2 separate regions of the Homo sapiens genome follow, and region 2 is linked to region 1. A link is a loop called in an ENCODE intact Hi-C map of the cell type or tissue named here. Cell type or tissue: A673. All regions are shown on one strand.

Region 1 (8,000 bases):
AATCCCATATCCACAATGCCAAAATCTAGGAGGCTCTATATTGGAAAGTTCCTTTCGTAGTTTTGATGGCAATACCTGACTTGAATTCCATGAAAATAGTAATACATTTTATTTATCTCTTTCAGTGGATTATTGATATATTTTACTGAAGGAATATCAATATGTTTGCTTACTAAGTACTGCCTCAGACATTGGGGTGTCACATAAAATTCAGTATATGCATGACATTATGTTATTATAAAATTTAAAAAAACCTTGAAATCTAGTCACAAGAACTTCATGTAAGAGACTATGGATGTGTGTTTTCTCCAAATGAAGGAGGAAACTGATGTTTAGTGAAGTTAATGGCCGGGCTTGAAGTCACATAGCCAGGAAGTGATAGGTTGGGATTTCACCTCAGGTATATTGAAACTCCGTAGTTTCTTTCTCTACCAAACAGCAACCAGTTTCAATGAATTCTTTGTTTCGGGGTTAGGAAATTATTTCGATATACCACTTTCAAAAGAATAATGTAAAATGTGTTTGAGAGCTGTTGCCATAGGCAAGCACTCACCATCAATCTATCACTCAAGTTATAGAAGACGGCAAAACCTTTCATTGTTCTTTCAACTAGCAGAAGGCTGTTCATTCCTTGCACTTTTCTCTTTAGCATTAGTTTTTGGCTGACATACTGGCTTTCTGTCATCCCAAACTGATATGCTTTGGCTCTGTGTTCCCACTCAAATCTCATGTTGAATTGTGATCTCGAGTGTTGGAGGTGGGGCCTGGTGGGAGGTGATTGGATCACGGGGGTGGTTTCTAATGGTTTAGCACCATCACCCTAGTGCTGTCTTGTGATAGAGTTCTCACAAGAGCTGGTTGTTTGAAAAGTGTGTAGCACCCCCCAGTCTTCGTGCGCTGTCTCTCCTGCTGTTATGTGAAGAGGTGCTTGCTTCCCGTTTGCCCTTCTGCCATGATTGTAAGTTTCCTGAGGCCTCCCCAGCCATGCCTCCTGTACAGTCTGTGGAACTGTGAATCAATTAAACCTCCTTTCTTTACAAATTACCCAGTCTCAGGTGGTTCTGTATAGTCTGTGAGAACAGACTAATACACAACCTGAATGTCTTAGTAACACAAATAAAACATGGTGAGTTTAAAGGTAGTTCCAAACACAGTGTGCTTGCCCAACACTTCCACCCACATGGACCCTCAATATATGAAGTCTGATCCTTGAAATCAATGTCACTCTTTCCAGATTTGGTTCTTCAGCTTAGTCTGAGTCTATATTCTTTTGTTTTTCCTTTTATACACTCTGGGAAAGAGTGTTGTCTGATATGATGCGATTTCGACATTTTAAGGGCTTTTTCTAAAGGGCTTATTTTATCTTTTGTTCCAATCCTGTGCCAAATCATAGGATTTCATTGATTTAGTGGTGAATAGTTAGGATTTCATGATTGCAATCATGTTTATTTTAGAAATGGAAAATTGAGTAAGGCAGAAATCATCTATTCAATGCAATCATATTTTTTAATATTTAAAAATGCTACATAGGTGTGCATATAATACAGGATTGGGAATTGGAAAGTTAGGTTCTGGTTTCTGCTTTGCTATTGCAAAAAAAACAAAACAAAACAAAACTTAATCTTTGGACTTCTGTTTCATCATAAGTTAAAGAATTAGGTGGCTCTAAATGATTTTCATATAATAACCCAGTTTAAACAATTTTGTGAAGAGTCTTAACACTATGCTACATGTGAAACAGAGCAACACGGCAGTAATAATATCTCTAAAGTGCATTTTAAAGACTTTTATCTATGGCCGGGCACGGTGGCTCACGCCTGTAATCCCAGCACTTTGGGAGGCCGAGGCGGGTGGATCATCTGAGGTCAGGAGTTCAAGACCATTCTGGCCAACATGGTGCAACCCTGTCTCTACAAAAATACAAAAATTAGCCAGGCGTGGTGGCGGACGCCTGTTAACCCAGCTACTTGGGAGGCTAAGGCAAGAGAATCACTTGAACCTAGGAGGCGGAGGTTGCAGTGAGCTGAGATCACGCCTTTGCACTCCAGCCTGGGTGACAAGAGTGAGACTCCATCTCAAAAAAAAAAAAGACTTTATCTAACTTCACGTTTTCTTACTAGTGATTTTTTTCATCTTCTGACTTGCTGCAAGAGGGTATTTCCCTAGTTTCAATGGTTTTGAAGTTAATTTGTTCAGCTTCTGCTTAGTGGATATTTATGAGAGGTAATACTTGCCTTTAATTTCTTTTCAGCTTTTCTACTGCTGTCTTTTTCTTATTACTTCTTTTTAAGTTAGCTCCGACTTTGCTATTTTTAGAGAGAAGCAATAAGGATGGCACAGTGGTTACAAGAGGTTAGAAACAATTGAGATGAGAATCCTATTTTTGTTGATATAATTTATATGCAATTCGTAGCTTCAAAATGAAACACTGACATGGTCATCTTTTTAAAACTAAAAAATGATATAAAATTCCTAGTGCATGTGTTTTAAAAAATTCTTTCATAGTGAACAAATCATGCAAGATATTAATTTTTTTTCCCTAAAAGACTATTCTAAAGTCTCCCTGAACATGTCACTTCAAAATGTAAACAAAGAAACAAAACTGTCATCTATTGGAGTTGGGTGTGATTTTTGTCTTTTGTCTTCTCTGTCACACTAGTTTTCAGTTCTTTGCTGTCATGTGGCCCACTTTTCAAAGATGCAATTATGTGGATTTCAGGGGGCCGTCAGCTTGCCTTCCCCAGTTGCTCTGGGCCAGCTCTGGTCTCCAGATACCTCTGATGGAGGCGAGTCCCAAAGTTGATAACTAGGAAGAGACTGTGTATGCCAGGGACGGATGACAAGATGTGCTGAGCCTTGGGGAGACGCGGCAGGATGTTACTAATGAAAGAGGGCCCTGCTGCCGAGGGAGGGGAAGGAAGCAGATGTGAGGGCAAGATTCAGGTGACAACCTCAGCGTTCCAGAGATACAGGATGTTATGGAGGAGGGAGAAAAGCAAGTTGGCATTTGGCAGAATGCACAGAGGCGAGACTCGAGAGTGGGCGGTGGAAGCTGAGGCTTTCAAAGATTTCTGACCTTCTGCCTGCCAACTTGGAATTAGATTTCTTGATGGAGGGGGAGAATGGGGGAAGGGGGTAGAAAAGGCAGATGCCAAGAGAGATTACTGATTTGGCAACCAGACAAAAGGATGCTGTGGCTGGCACCTGCAGCAGAGAAGGGCAGAACGGTGTAGCCAGTAGGTCTAAGGCAATGGGCTGAGTGCCAGAGTTTGAGCTGCTACAGAGCGGCCTGAGATGGCCTCTTTTTTAGACACGAGAAAATAGTCTGTAGAGAAATAAAATTTAAAAATGAGAAATTTAATATCTTTGGATAGATTTTTAGGATTGGCATTTACAAGCGTATTCAGTTGCCTTTCTCCTGTCTGAGGAGCATAACCTTTTGTGGTCAGATTGATGATGCTCTTTAAAAAAAAATCCCAGCAATATTGTTACATTTCCAATTCCAAAACCAAAGTGGTGGGATTTGACTATAGGTTTCCTCATTTCCCCAGCAGTGAATACGAAGTGACTTTTCCATGTCCCAAATGTTGACCCAGAACAATATCATTCCCTGTGAGACAGGAGTAACTGATTACATTAGAATACAATTTTGTTGCCACAGAAATCAGGAAACTTTAAATTTAGCAGCTTCCTTCTAGGGTTTTTTGCTCTGGGCTCTCAGCAAGCGTTTGCGTTTCTACGTCCTATATCACCGTGCACCACTAGATGTCACTGTTACTCGGGTCTTTGGGTAACAGACTCAACAATATGCCTGACCTTTTGTGCCTGGGGAAAAACAATCTTCAGAAGGGGAGGATAATACTGTCTGTGTGGATTTAAATAAGACCTCTTTACCTGGCATTTTTATCGAAAAACAGATACTCCATATGTTGTGTTGATTGCTGTTTCCCTTTCTGTTTTTGAAAGGGAGAGACTGAATTAAATGCGTTTCTTCCCACAAATGTACCTTACCATTTCTCCTTATTCTCAATTCTCCCTTAAAAATGTAGCTTTTAGCTCCATAATATAAGAAATATTTGTTAGAAAATTAGGAAAATCATCATTCTATGGGTATTTAGAATCTATATATGGACTGCAAATGTTTCTTCCCTAATCTCTTCCTAACCTTAGAGAACTTCAAAATGCATTGTCTCATTTCCTAAGGAAAAATGTTGTAACTCTAACTAGGAAAAGAATCCTGTGAGAGCACAGCAAGTCAGCGTTAAGAATTGAATTTTCATGACTACCCTCGGATACATCCTTGAACCTAAGGGACAAATGTTGCCGTGAGTTTCAGGTTGTTTAAATGGTGGTGTTAGACACACAAATCATTCATTTTCCTGCTAAATTTCCTTTTCTTTTATTGAATATTGGATACAGGTATGTCTTTTAAGATGTGGCCATTGATTCATATATACCAGAGCATTATTTAAACATGAAATTAAATAAGATAATTAAATAACAATGCATTTATAAAGCGTTCTTGAAAATAGATTAATTATTTAGAGCATTTGAGTGAAAAGTCTCAATACGATTTCACTATAGCAAATGATAGCCATTAATAAGTCATAACAGGATAATAACATAAAACAAAAAATGAAAACCTTACAAAATATATCTTAAAAAGCGAAGTAGGGCTTTACTTTGAGTTGAGTTCGTGGTACAAAATGAATCAATTTGTTCTTTTTGGAACTTTATCTCCAACCGTGTAATATTTGTGTCTTTAACTGTTGGCTGCTTCTAACAGTTACTGAGCCAATTGACCTCCAAACTAGGACTACATCAATCTGTTTTCTCTCTAGCTGCGATGCCACAGTATTTATAGGTTATTCTGCACTGGAATTTTACCCCCTGGAGATAACTTGTAGCTATGGGCCAATGCCAACTCATTCTGACTCAGGTGGGGATAATAGTCCTTAAGATGAAGTTGCCATGGACTTTAACAATGTTTGGGGTCTTATTCTCTCTGCTCCTGTTCGCAACTCCTCACACTTTTTCCCCTCCCCTCTCTTCCTCTTCCCTTCAATTCTCTGTTCTGTATTCTTCTCTATCTCTTTCTTTTTCCTCCTGCCCTTTCTGTGTTTTCCTTCCATATGTGTGACCCTTAGATTTGTTGTAGAACTATATTGGAGATCGAATTATGATCACTTCTATATTAGTTTCCAGTGGTTTCTGTAACAAATAATCCAAATTTGGTGGCTTAAAGCAACAGGCATTTATTATTTTTTAGTTCTGGAGGTCAGAATTCTGAAACCCATTTCCTGGGCTGAAGTTAAGATATCTTAATTTCAGAGCTGTCCTCCCTATGAAGGCTCTAAGTGTATCTGTTTCCTCGCCTTTTCCAACTTTTAGAATTGCATTCCTTGCATTCTTTTGCTCCCCACCCCATCCTTCAAAGCCAGCACTGTAGCATCTTCAAATCTCCCTCTCTGCTGAGGCCATGACATTGTCTTCTCTCTTTTGTGTCAAATCTCCTTCTGCCTCCCTCTTGGGACACTTTTGAGCATATTTAGGGCCCACCTTGATAACCCAAGTTAATGTTTCCATTTCAAGATCCTTAATCACATCGGTAAAGCCTTTTTTTTTTTTTTAATATAAAGTAACACTACGAGTTCCAGGGATTAGGACCTGGATATATTTGGGGGCCATTATTCAGTCTCCCACAGCTTTTTAGCTGTGTGGTTGTGCAATTTATTTAGTCCCTCTAAATTTTAGTTTCCTTGCCAAATAGTGTTAAGTGAGGACTTAATGAGAAAATGCTTGCAAAGTGCTTAGCATAGTGCTTGGCAAAGAGTTAAAGCCACTTTAAATTAAAATAATTTAAGTGCTAATAAATATTACTCCTGCTATCAAATAAGATTATCTCATTCTTTCCCTCCCACTCATCTTTATGGTACTTCAATCTACCTTCTGACCTCATCTCTCTACCAGAACATTTATTTCAAGGTCTCCAGTCTCTTCTAGCTGGTCAAATTCTTGGGCTTCATTTAGCAGCATTTAATTAGGTAAACCACTTATTTTACTTAGAAATGCATTCGTTATTTTGCTTCTGCCATAACATATTTTCTGTTTTTTTTTTTCTACTTCACTGGATACTTCTGTTTTCTTTACTGTCTTCTCCTTCTTTTAATCTACAGTAAAATATTGGTGTTCCTCAGAATTCTGTCTTGAAGACTCTTTGTCTATTTTTATACTGAGATGAAGAGTAGCCTGGCAGTTTGATGATCTTAAAGAAGATAGTGGGGCAGGAATACAGGCAGCAAGGGGTGGGAATGGCATGGGACAGAGCTGGAGTTGTGGTCTGGATCAGATTCTGTGGTGACTGACAGGCCCTGGTATAAGGATTTTGACATTAATGTTAGGAGTGGTGAGATGTGTCTTAAGCCTCAGAAATAGATTTTGACATTGGTGTATTAAGTAGATCTCTGAGTCAGTTTGAGTTGCTATAACAAAATACCATAGACTAGGTGGCTTATTTATTTTTCACAGTTCTAGAGGCTGGAAGTTTGAGATCAGGGTGGCAACATGATCAGTATCTGGTGGAGGCCCTCTTCCGGGGTCTAGACTGCTGACTTCTTTGTATGTGCACATGATGGAAGGAGGGTGAGAGAGCTCTCCCTGGTCTCTTTTGTAAGGGCACTTGTTTCATTCATGGAGGCTGCACTCTCATGACCAATCACTTCCCAAAGGCTCTGCTTCCTAATACCATCACATTAGTGGTTAGGATTTCAATGTATGAATTCTGAGTGGGTGTTGGTAGTGAATGCCTGAATTATTTCCTTTCCAAAAGGTCTACAGCTCATGACCTTCTCCTTTCTGAAAGCTGCTGAACCATGAGCTAACCTACTATCTGGTAATTCTGAGCTTGGATAAAAGGGCAGGAGAGAGATGTCAGAGGTGTGAGTGGAATGTCAGGGGCTCAGCTTTAAACCCTATATTTAGTAAGAACATGGGAATTTCCTATGAGTTGGAAAAACACCACTAATTGTGGCTGTGATTTAGGCAGTACTGTAGATACCTTTCTGCTCCAGCTGGTGTTAAGGCAAGAAGGAATAGCCTTAGCTATAACCTGGTCTCCTAGCCAAGGGACATGCAGTGGGAGAGGCCAAAAAGGCCCTCCAAGAACGTACAAAGAGCCAATGCTTGGATAACTCTCTCAAAGGTGAAATTGCCAAGTAGTCAATGTTCAACAGAGAAAATAGCAACAACCTAAAGAAAGAGAATGGTGGGCCTGTCACCCACCATCGTGGTTGCTCCAGTAACTATTTCTCTCCCTGCCTCCTCTCACTGCTGCTGAAGCTTCGATGGAGAGTGCTTTCTCTGGAGAACACACCCCTTCCTCCCTACCCTCAAACACTTCTAGTCAGTAGTGTGTCCTGCTTTTGTGGAAGAGGGAGGTGTTTAAATAAATATAAGAAAATCTTAACCCAAACTGAAGAAATGTCATAAGAATGAGGTGAGAGATCTATAAGGAGCTTGTACCTAGGTAAAAAGAAGGTGAAAGGAGACATTTGATAGGTATTATTTGGGAAGATGGGAAAATAATTCCATGTTTATAGTTTAATGAGTTTAGATTCTTCAATCAAAACAAGTAAACATATGTGATTTAATTTTATTATCATTTTGCTCTGTATAACAAAACTTCGAGTTAAGTGTTCCTACCGTGATCTTGCAGATAAGTAAAATGAGGTTTCATGAAATCAAGTGACTTGCCCAAGGGCACCAAGATAGCAAGATGCAGATGAGGGACTGGAGCCCTCCTGTACTTGACTTTGAAGCCTGTACCCCTTCTCACCCACTGTACCGTTACGTATACCATGCTGTTAAATTGGTCTCATGGCAGTGGTGAGTTTAGAGTTTAAAATGAATAACTATTAATGATATTACAATTCCCCACATAGATCAGTCACCTAAAATTGCAAAGGGTAGGATGATGCAAATAATTGGCTAAGTCTGGAGGC
Region 2 (8,000 bases), 55 kb before region 1:
AATTTCAGGACAGAGAAGAAATAGATGTACATATTCAATCTACTATTGTTCCAAATAAATTTATTATGCTTTTGTTTGCTAATTTTCCTTTGCCACATTCACTGGTTATGTGAAGAACATACTCTACTACTTATTCCTTCTAAAGCAATGACACTTTAAATTTGTCCTTTCCAGTCACTGTTTAAGTGCAATGAGTGTGTTGTTGGCAACATAAGGCAACACCTTTATAGAACACGGCCTATAGATGAATGAGAAACTAACCTTCTTTAGAAATTCTAGAAAAAATCAACTTGCAAATATATCTAATCACTAAAAGCATATTCTGTGCAGATAGTCTTTATTTACTAGTTATCAAAGGGTTATTTTCATGCAAAATAAAAATATACCAATAAAAGCCTTAAAACTTTGGAGAGCTGATTTTCTACTTCATGTTTTTTTTTTGAAATGTCAGACATGACTAAGGAGTGAGGTCTTTTTCTTTTCTTTCTGTATAGATATAAAACCCCCTTTCAATCTCCAGGTTTTGTTGATTTTGTTCCCTATTTTTTTTTTTTACTTTCTATTGCCTGCACTCTGGTAAAATCACCCTCACCACTCACTGGCTGTAATGAAAATGGCAAATACATTCCGTGCAGCCTGTCTTCCCCTAGCCCAGCCTGTTCTTCACACTGCCATCATAATGATGTTTTAAAGACAATTATAATCATAATCCTAGAGCAGAGATTGTTAACCTGAAATCATCCATGGTTGATCAACTTTGTAAGTCTGTGAATCCCTTACATTATAGAAAAAAAGTAGTGTTTATGATTATTTTATTTAGGGGAGAAGCCTAGGTATTTCATCATATCCTTGAAAGAGTCTGTGACACCTCCAACTGTTAAAAATCACTCCACAGAGAATCAAGTTGATGAATAATGATGAGAATAGCCGATGATCTTAACACACATGACTACCAAAATCTCTATTATTTTTCTGGAAACATGATTACTAGAAATCTAAATGGCATCTGTGATTGATTGGTATTCTCTTCCCCCCACATAAGAGTGGCAGAAGAATGACTGTTAGCCAAGTGTCTGTCAAAATGAACTACAAACATATTCATTAGGAAACAGGTTGTTAAAATGGATCAGGTATAAATATGTTTTGCATATCACAAAAGACACCTAAATTAAGGAAAGCTGTGAAAGAGCAGATAGCCATTTTTCAATTATATATGACCAATGTGGCATTTTTTGATATCTTAGTCAGTAATTTGAAGGTCTAGAAATGCCATACGTGCCTATGTAATTTGGGGTCACTGCTTTTGATACAGGCAGTGAGTCTAGAAATTTCTACCTCACTCAGAACAATCATGCTATGACTTTTTCCTACTTGTGCAATTACCAAGATTTCACACCATTTAACACTTTTATGTTTATGCACATGAATATTTACAGGGAAATAGACTTGGGCATTAAAAAAAAAAGTCATTCAGCTTCCTTGACTTCATCAGGTTGTTTGTGGAGGGGCTATTTCACAAACACACAAGCTACAAATCAAAGGTATATGACACCTTTTTATATTATCAGGCAACATGGTGATAAAAAAATGAAATGGAGTTTGTGAATTTTATTACTCCGGGTGACAATTTAATATGTGGGTGATGGTGTGCAGCTCCCAAATGAGATTTGTTGCATCCTCAGAACTGCATAAAATGTCTAAAGAGAGGGGCAAGCTTCCATGCCATATATAGACAGACTCATTGGATCTCCCGAGGAAGTCAGATTGGAAACTTGTAAGTCCATAGTCATTCACAGATGATAAAGTGTGTGAAGTGGGGAGCAGGGAGAGGCCGTGCTTGCATGAAGAATTTTAATGACTTAACGTTTCTTCTCTTCTTATTAATTTTAGCGTAGGGAGGGCAGTGGGATAAGGAAGTCATCAGTCTTGCATATGTCTTTTTCTGCTACAGATGGTACAATGGTTGATTTGGTACAAGGATCATACCAAATATGTATGCAGGAAGCCAAAAAATAGAATCAAATCAAACATGATTTTATAGTTGTTATTATTCCTAAAAATATCTGTGCTCCTGTAGGCATATGTCTTAGATAGGAGAATGCTGTTGGAATTTCTGGTCTCTGCATTGAGGGGCTGTTGGTCTTTTGGAAAGATGTGCTTATTGAATGGGACAAGCTTGCCCCAAGAGGCATTGCTAGGGCTGCTCCCAGACCTACTTGTGATTCAAGGCTGTGCTTCTCCTCTGCACGTGAGACAGGTGAGTTATGTTACTTGCTAGGTAAGAAGGAGGGGAGGAGATAAGTTACCTGAAATCATCTGATGCATTATTATCCCCTTCAGTATGGACATAACGTCAGAAGAGGATCACTGAATCAGATAGGGTAAAGCATTCTTTCGACCTCCCTGCTGGGGGCTTGTCTGTCCTGTTGTGCTGTACTTCTGTGCAGGTGGAAACAAGATGAACTCAAACCACTTGTCTGATTAAATGGGCCAACTGTTTCAGTCATTGCCCAAATAAACGGTGTTTCTGTGCCAACTTTCATGTGTATACTTTGGAGGAAATTGTTACTTCATATTCTAATCTCATCTTTTTCATGGGAGTCTTAGAAGTATTGGAAAGCTGTTTTGAAATCCTTTTTAAAACCTAAGATTGAGCCTCACAATTTTTTTCCTTTATATAGGTATTCTCAGTTTAAATTGCTTTACATTTTTACTTTTTCATTTCACAAATAGAAGGTAATTTATTTTGTTCCTCTTTGAGGGTGCTAAAATGGGATCACTGATTAGAAACTGATAACCACCCACTTGAGCCAGAATTCCTATCTTCTTATGAAACAGCGCTAAAACATTTGATGTAAAATTCCTCAGTATTTTTCAGATCAGACCCTCATTCATTTAAAAAATTTACCTACCTGTGAAAGATCAGAACCTGTACTTTCAGGCTACTGTTCCCTTATTAAATCAGTGAGCAAATGCCCTTAAAAGGGACATTCAATTGAAATTTAAAAAAAAAACATTATTTGAGTGCCTGTTGTATGTCAAGCCCCTTGTAAAGCACTGGGGAGAAAAAAGCAAATATTATAGCGTATAGGAAAGTAAGTAAAGATATTTAACAAACAACCCTAACGCAATGTGATAAGTGCTGTGATAGGGAATTTGGCTCTGTGATTTCAGTGTCAGTGGATTTCTTATTCAGTTAATCTCATCTGCCAAAGAAAATATTTTTGTAATGAGGAAATGTCACCTCTGTTCACCATTGGAAATTACTATTTATCAAGTTGTCATTTACTTGGATAATGTTATCAGGTATTGTCTAGCAGATAATATAGAGGGAAAATAGAACTATCTTCAATAGAGCCCCCTTTGACTTGTAAACTATGATACTCATAATGTTTAGTGCATGGTGTATATTTAGCTTCCTGCCCATCTGGTCTTTTGTTGAGGGACTGAACAATTGGTTTCCATAAGATCCAGTATTAATGAGAGCCCTCATTGTGGTTATTTTTATTACTCTCTTTCTTGAGCAGTTTTTTTTTTCCAAATGAGAATATTTACTGGGTACAAATGTAATTGCTTCAGAGATTTCCAGAAAAGGTGCTAAATTCGTCCTTATCCCAAAGCTGAATTTTAGTTGATCTTTTTTCCTCACCGACTTTTTCAGTTTTGTTTTTCACCACTTTCAAATAAGAATCAGTTGCATGTTCCAATCCTGGAGGTCTCTGAGTTTCCAAACTCTGAAGAAAGGGGCAAGAAAGGAAGAGTTAGGGATGTTAGAAGAGTTAGAAGAGTTACGAATGTTCCTATGTGCCTTCCGTCTGTCTTATACCTGCTGCGTGAGGAGCTGACGCCAACACCCAAAGCCCTGGACAAAGACTTCCTCCACAGTCACTTTCCTCTGACCCACAGGAACCTCCTTGGCTCCTCTCCCTCTTGCCTTCACAGCTTGACTTCCCCTTGTCATCTTGCCCTGTTAGGATCTAGCACCCTCAGAGCTGCTCTGGAAACCCCATAGGGCCTATCTCTGCCACTTGTACTACTCCACTCGCTCTCAGTAATGTGGGTGTGAGGTGCCTCGTCCCCTTGCCTAGCCCTTTCATAACATGGCTGGAAAGTCTTGTATGTGCTGTCCCCAAAACAGATCAGACAATGTTGACCCAACAGAAGGAGCATGGTCACCTCAGTCCCGGTGGGGGTTGGGGGTAGGGGGTCGGGGGAGCCAGTGAGGGGGAAGCGCACAGTGAAGGAGGCCTTGGATTTGGAGACAAAATTCATTTTGGGAGCCTGGAAGCTCTCTGGAACTGGACACAAACTCTTGTCTCTGTAGTTTGCTTACCCAGGGAACTTGGGTAAGAGCTAGTGAATAACTCGTATATGTATTATATGACCTTAATAAGTAATATTGTTTAGCCTGAGTTTTTGATACAGTTTTCAACTGCATGATGTTCTAACTCTGTCTGAGTTTCACAGAATTATTTCTCCAGAGTAAATTGACTTATTCTTCTGAGCAGAGCCCAGGTAGCCTAGTTATCTTAACTGTGAGGAACTGATAGAGCTCTCTATCTCCTTGGGGGATGTTTAAAAATACATAAAGCAAAATTATATCACCTTAAGAACGTTATGGTGATATAACATTCTTATCACCATGCTTTTAACATGCAGTCAGCCCTGCCAAATTTTCCTCTGCCATTGAGAATTGGAGTAATTATTATAAGTGCAGACAAAACTAGGTTTCTCTTGCAGGCAGATTTTTGTGATTGCACCCTGGACTTTCGTTCAGAATTCTTTTCAGTTTCTTAGGAAAGCTAAATGAAATTGCTGCAGTAAGGCCAGAGGGGGGCACCAAATAATCGTGATTGATAGAGTGGTTTGGCTGAGCATTTGCGGGAGGCTCAGGCATCAGGCCTGTGAGCCTCTGTGTCTGTTTTGAGCATTTTGGGCATAAAACATATTGAAGTCTCTTTGTTTACGGAATCGTCGTCAAGCCAGGAGCTGACACCCGAGCTTCAGTGGCCCAAAACATACTCAGCTAATGGGGAAGCAGCAGTTGGCAGGTTCTGTGGTTGTAAACATTTTAGAAAAATTTCTTCACGCTTTTTAGCTCCTTCCTTATTTCACTTATCAGAGTTGAATTGTGGGAAGAACTGAGAAACAAACTCTGCCATGCTCTTGGAAGGCGAGAATGCAGATGGGTCGTTCTTTCTGAGACAGAGGAATTATTGGCAATTTTCTAGGATTAATTGTTCTTGATAAATTGCTGAAATATCTATTTGGTCCTCAGGAAACTGGGGAGCATTCAATACCATTTAAAGTGTTTCTGCATTATTGGCTATTTCAGAAAAGTTGGCTTCCTCTGCTGTACTTCCTAAAGCCAGATTTCTAAATTCAATACAACTTTCAAAGCTATTCTACCACAATTGTTGCAATTTATCTAGTATGGAAAAGTAGTGTTTCATGTTTGTTGGTAGTTACTACTCCTTGTGATCTGTAGTTTGCTTAGATGTCCTTATTTATAGTGAATTAATTTAGGGCAGTGGGCAGGGGCCAGGGCAAAGGAGTTGGAATGTCCTCTATTCAATTGAGGAGGGTCTAGGTACGCTTACTTCATTCTTTGTCAGTACATGATGGATTCTAAGTCTTCTTGCAAAATACGTGTGAACACAAAAGTGATTAATTATGATCATGTCAAATTTGAAACTGATTTAAGTCCTGAACTATAATCTGTCACCTCAGTTTTCCTTTTAGACTTTTTGTATGGTTTAGGAATATTTCAAAAGTGTCCTTTGACCATCTCTTTTCATAAAGTAAAATCTGTGATCATGGGGTTACACGACAAGTCAGTTGATGCACACAGAACAATGCTGACTCAGGGAGACAGAGGCTGTGAGGGTTCTTATAAATGCTGACCCCTTCATATGCCGACATGTTCACTTAGTGTTTACGAACTTGAGCTCCGGAGCCAGACTACTTGGGTACTTGGGTAGGAATGTAGGCCCTACCACTTATTATCTATATGACTTTGGCAAGTTAGTGAGCTTCTGTGTGCCTCAGTTTCCTCATCCATAAAGTGGAGTAATGCTAGTATCATAGAGTTAGCCTGAGAATTAGATGAGTTATTATATGTAAAGCAGTTAGAATAGAACCTGGTGTATACTACTTCATAAGTACATGCTAAATAAATATTTTAGGTCAGGCAGGGTGGCTCATGCCTGGAATTCTAGCACTTTGGGAGGCCGAGGTGGGTGGATTGTCTGAGCTCAGGAGTTCAAGACCAGCCTGGGCAAAATGGTGAAACCCAGTCTCTACTAAAATACAAAAAATTAGCCGGGCGCGGTTGTGTGCGTCTGTAATCCCAGCTACTTGGGAGGCTGAGGCACCAGAACTGCTTGAACCCAGGAGGTGGAGGTTGCAGTGAGCCAAGATCATACTACTGCATTCCAGCCTGGGTGAGATTACTAGACTCTGTCTCAAAAAAAATAAAAAAAATTTTAAAAGTGATATAAAAACTATTATGTCAGTCCTATAGAATTTTTCCAGAGAAATTTACCATCAGGTGATTTTTATATGGGCATATATTGACTTAGTTGTTTCCTGTGCCTGGCTTCCTGGCTGGTATCTTAGGACCCTGCTGTTCTTTTATGCCTATAGAAACCTTTGGCAGGGCGCGGTGGCTCGCGCCTGTAATCCGAGCACTTTGGGGGGCCAAGGCGGGCGGATCACGAGGTCAGGAGAGCAAGACCATGCTGGCTAACACAGGGATACCCCATCTCTACTAAACACACACACACACACACACACACGCAAATTAACCGGGCGTGGTGGCGGGCGCCTGTGGTACCAGCTACTCAGGAGGCCGAGGCAGGAGAATTGAGTGAACCTGGGAGGCGGAGCTTGCAGTGAGCTGAGATTGTGCCACTGCACTCCAACCTGGGCAACAGAACGAGACTTCGTCTCCAAAAAAAAAAAAAAAAAAAAAAGAAAGAAACTTTTAAGAGACAAGAAATAGAACAATCAAAATCTTGTACAAAGATCATATTACAACCGACTCTTCAACATAATTTATTTAACAAACATTCATATAGCACTTACTATGTGCCACACACTGTTTTAAACACTGTACAAATATTAACTCATTGAATCCTCATTATAACAGAATACTTGTTGAATTTCAATTAAGTGATGTGGGAAAATCCTCTAGCCTGGTGTCTGACATGATAATCCTTTAATAAATATTTGTTGAAGGAATGAATACCTGTGAGTGACTCAATCAATCAGTCTATCTTGTTTGGCTAATAAAAAAAGCAAATAATATACCAGGATGTTATATTAAGTGGCCTAATGTGTTCTCAGAAACTGGAAACAATTGAGACTCTTTATCCACAGCTGTATTCAGTTTGTACTGAAGGGACTAAAGTGGCCTAAATGTGCCTGTTCCTTTCTGAATATTAAGTCACTTGCTATTTTGATATTAAGCTTAGATGTTTAGATGTCGTAGAATTGGTGAAGTCTTGGTGACTTGTAGGCTGTTACATTCAACTTATATTGAATATCTTAGTGTACCATTCTAAATTTCCATTTTTATCTTTATTTTGGATTTTGAGCAGACAGTATTATGATTCTGTTTAAGACATGAAGACATGCCAATTTTCCTACACTCTTTCAATTGCATTCTTTTGTTTTAATCTTGGAAAACATATTTGCATCATATTTCTTAATTTGTCACAGCCTGAGAAGTGACATTATTGAATGACAGTAGGAGCTTGAATATTGTGCTTTGAAATGCCATTGAGGATACCATTATTCATGTGACAGCCCTGAGAAGATTAGCAAATAACTACTTAACATTTTATAATGCTTTATCATCATAAAAATCCACATATTAAACTTGAGGAATAAATTACTTAAAAATATATCATTTCTATTCAAACACCATTTGGAAAAACTTGAGAGATAAATGCCAGTTTTTAATGAAGCTACAATAAATGTTTTTATTCACCATGTTA

The links. A loop is a pair of places that touch in the nucleus more often than their neighbours do. Peaks named below come from ENCODE experiments on the same cell type or tissue, not always from the same donor. Only the 100,000 strongest peaks of a DNase experiment are listed, where the experiment ranks them.
Region 2: it touches region 1 in a loop (4-fold over the local background); 5 of 110 quality-filtered maps call a loop at or near these places.

What each region holds. Positions count from the first base shown.
Region 1 is chr3:107,060,410-107,068,409 of GRCh38, reverse strand. No RefSeq gene overlaps it. Among named protein-coding and RNA genes, the nearest start is that of LINC00882, 180 kb to the left of the region's middle. In A673, a CTCF peak has its summit at 3,759 (motif pointing right); DNase peaks (open chromatin) are centred at 3,069, 3,769 and 5,419; H3K27ac peaks cover 5,449 bases.
Region 2 is chr3:107,115,231-107,123,230 of GRCh38, reverse strand. All of the region lies in intron 2 of LINC00882 (long intergenic non-protein coding RNA 882), which reads left to right. Among named protein-coding and RNA genes, the nearest start is that of LINC00882, 120 kb to the left of the region's middle. In A673, a CTCF peak has its summit at 4,825 (motif pointing right); a DNase peak (open chromatin) is centred at 4,870; H3K27ac peaks cover 2,166 bases.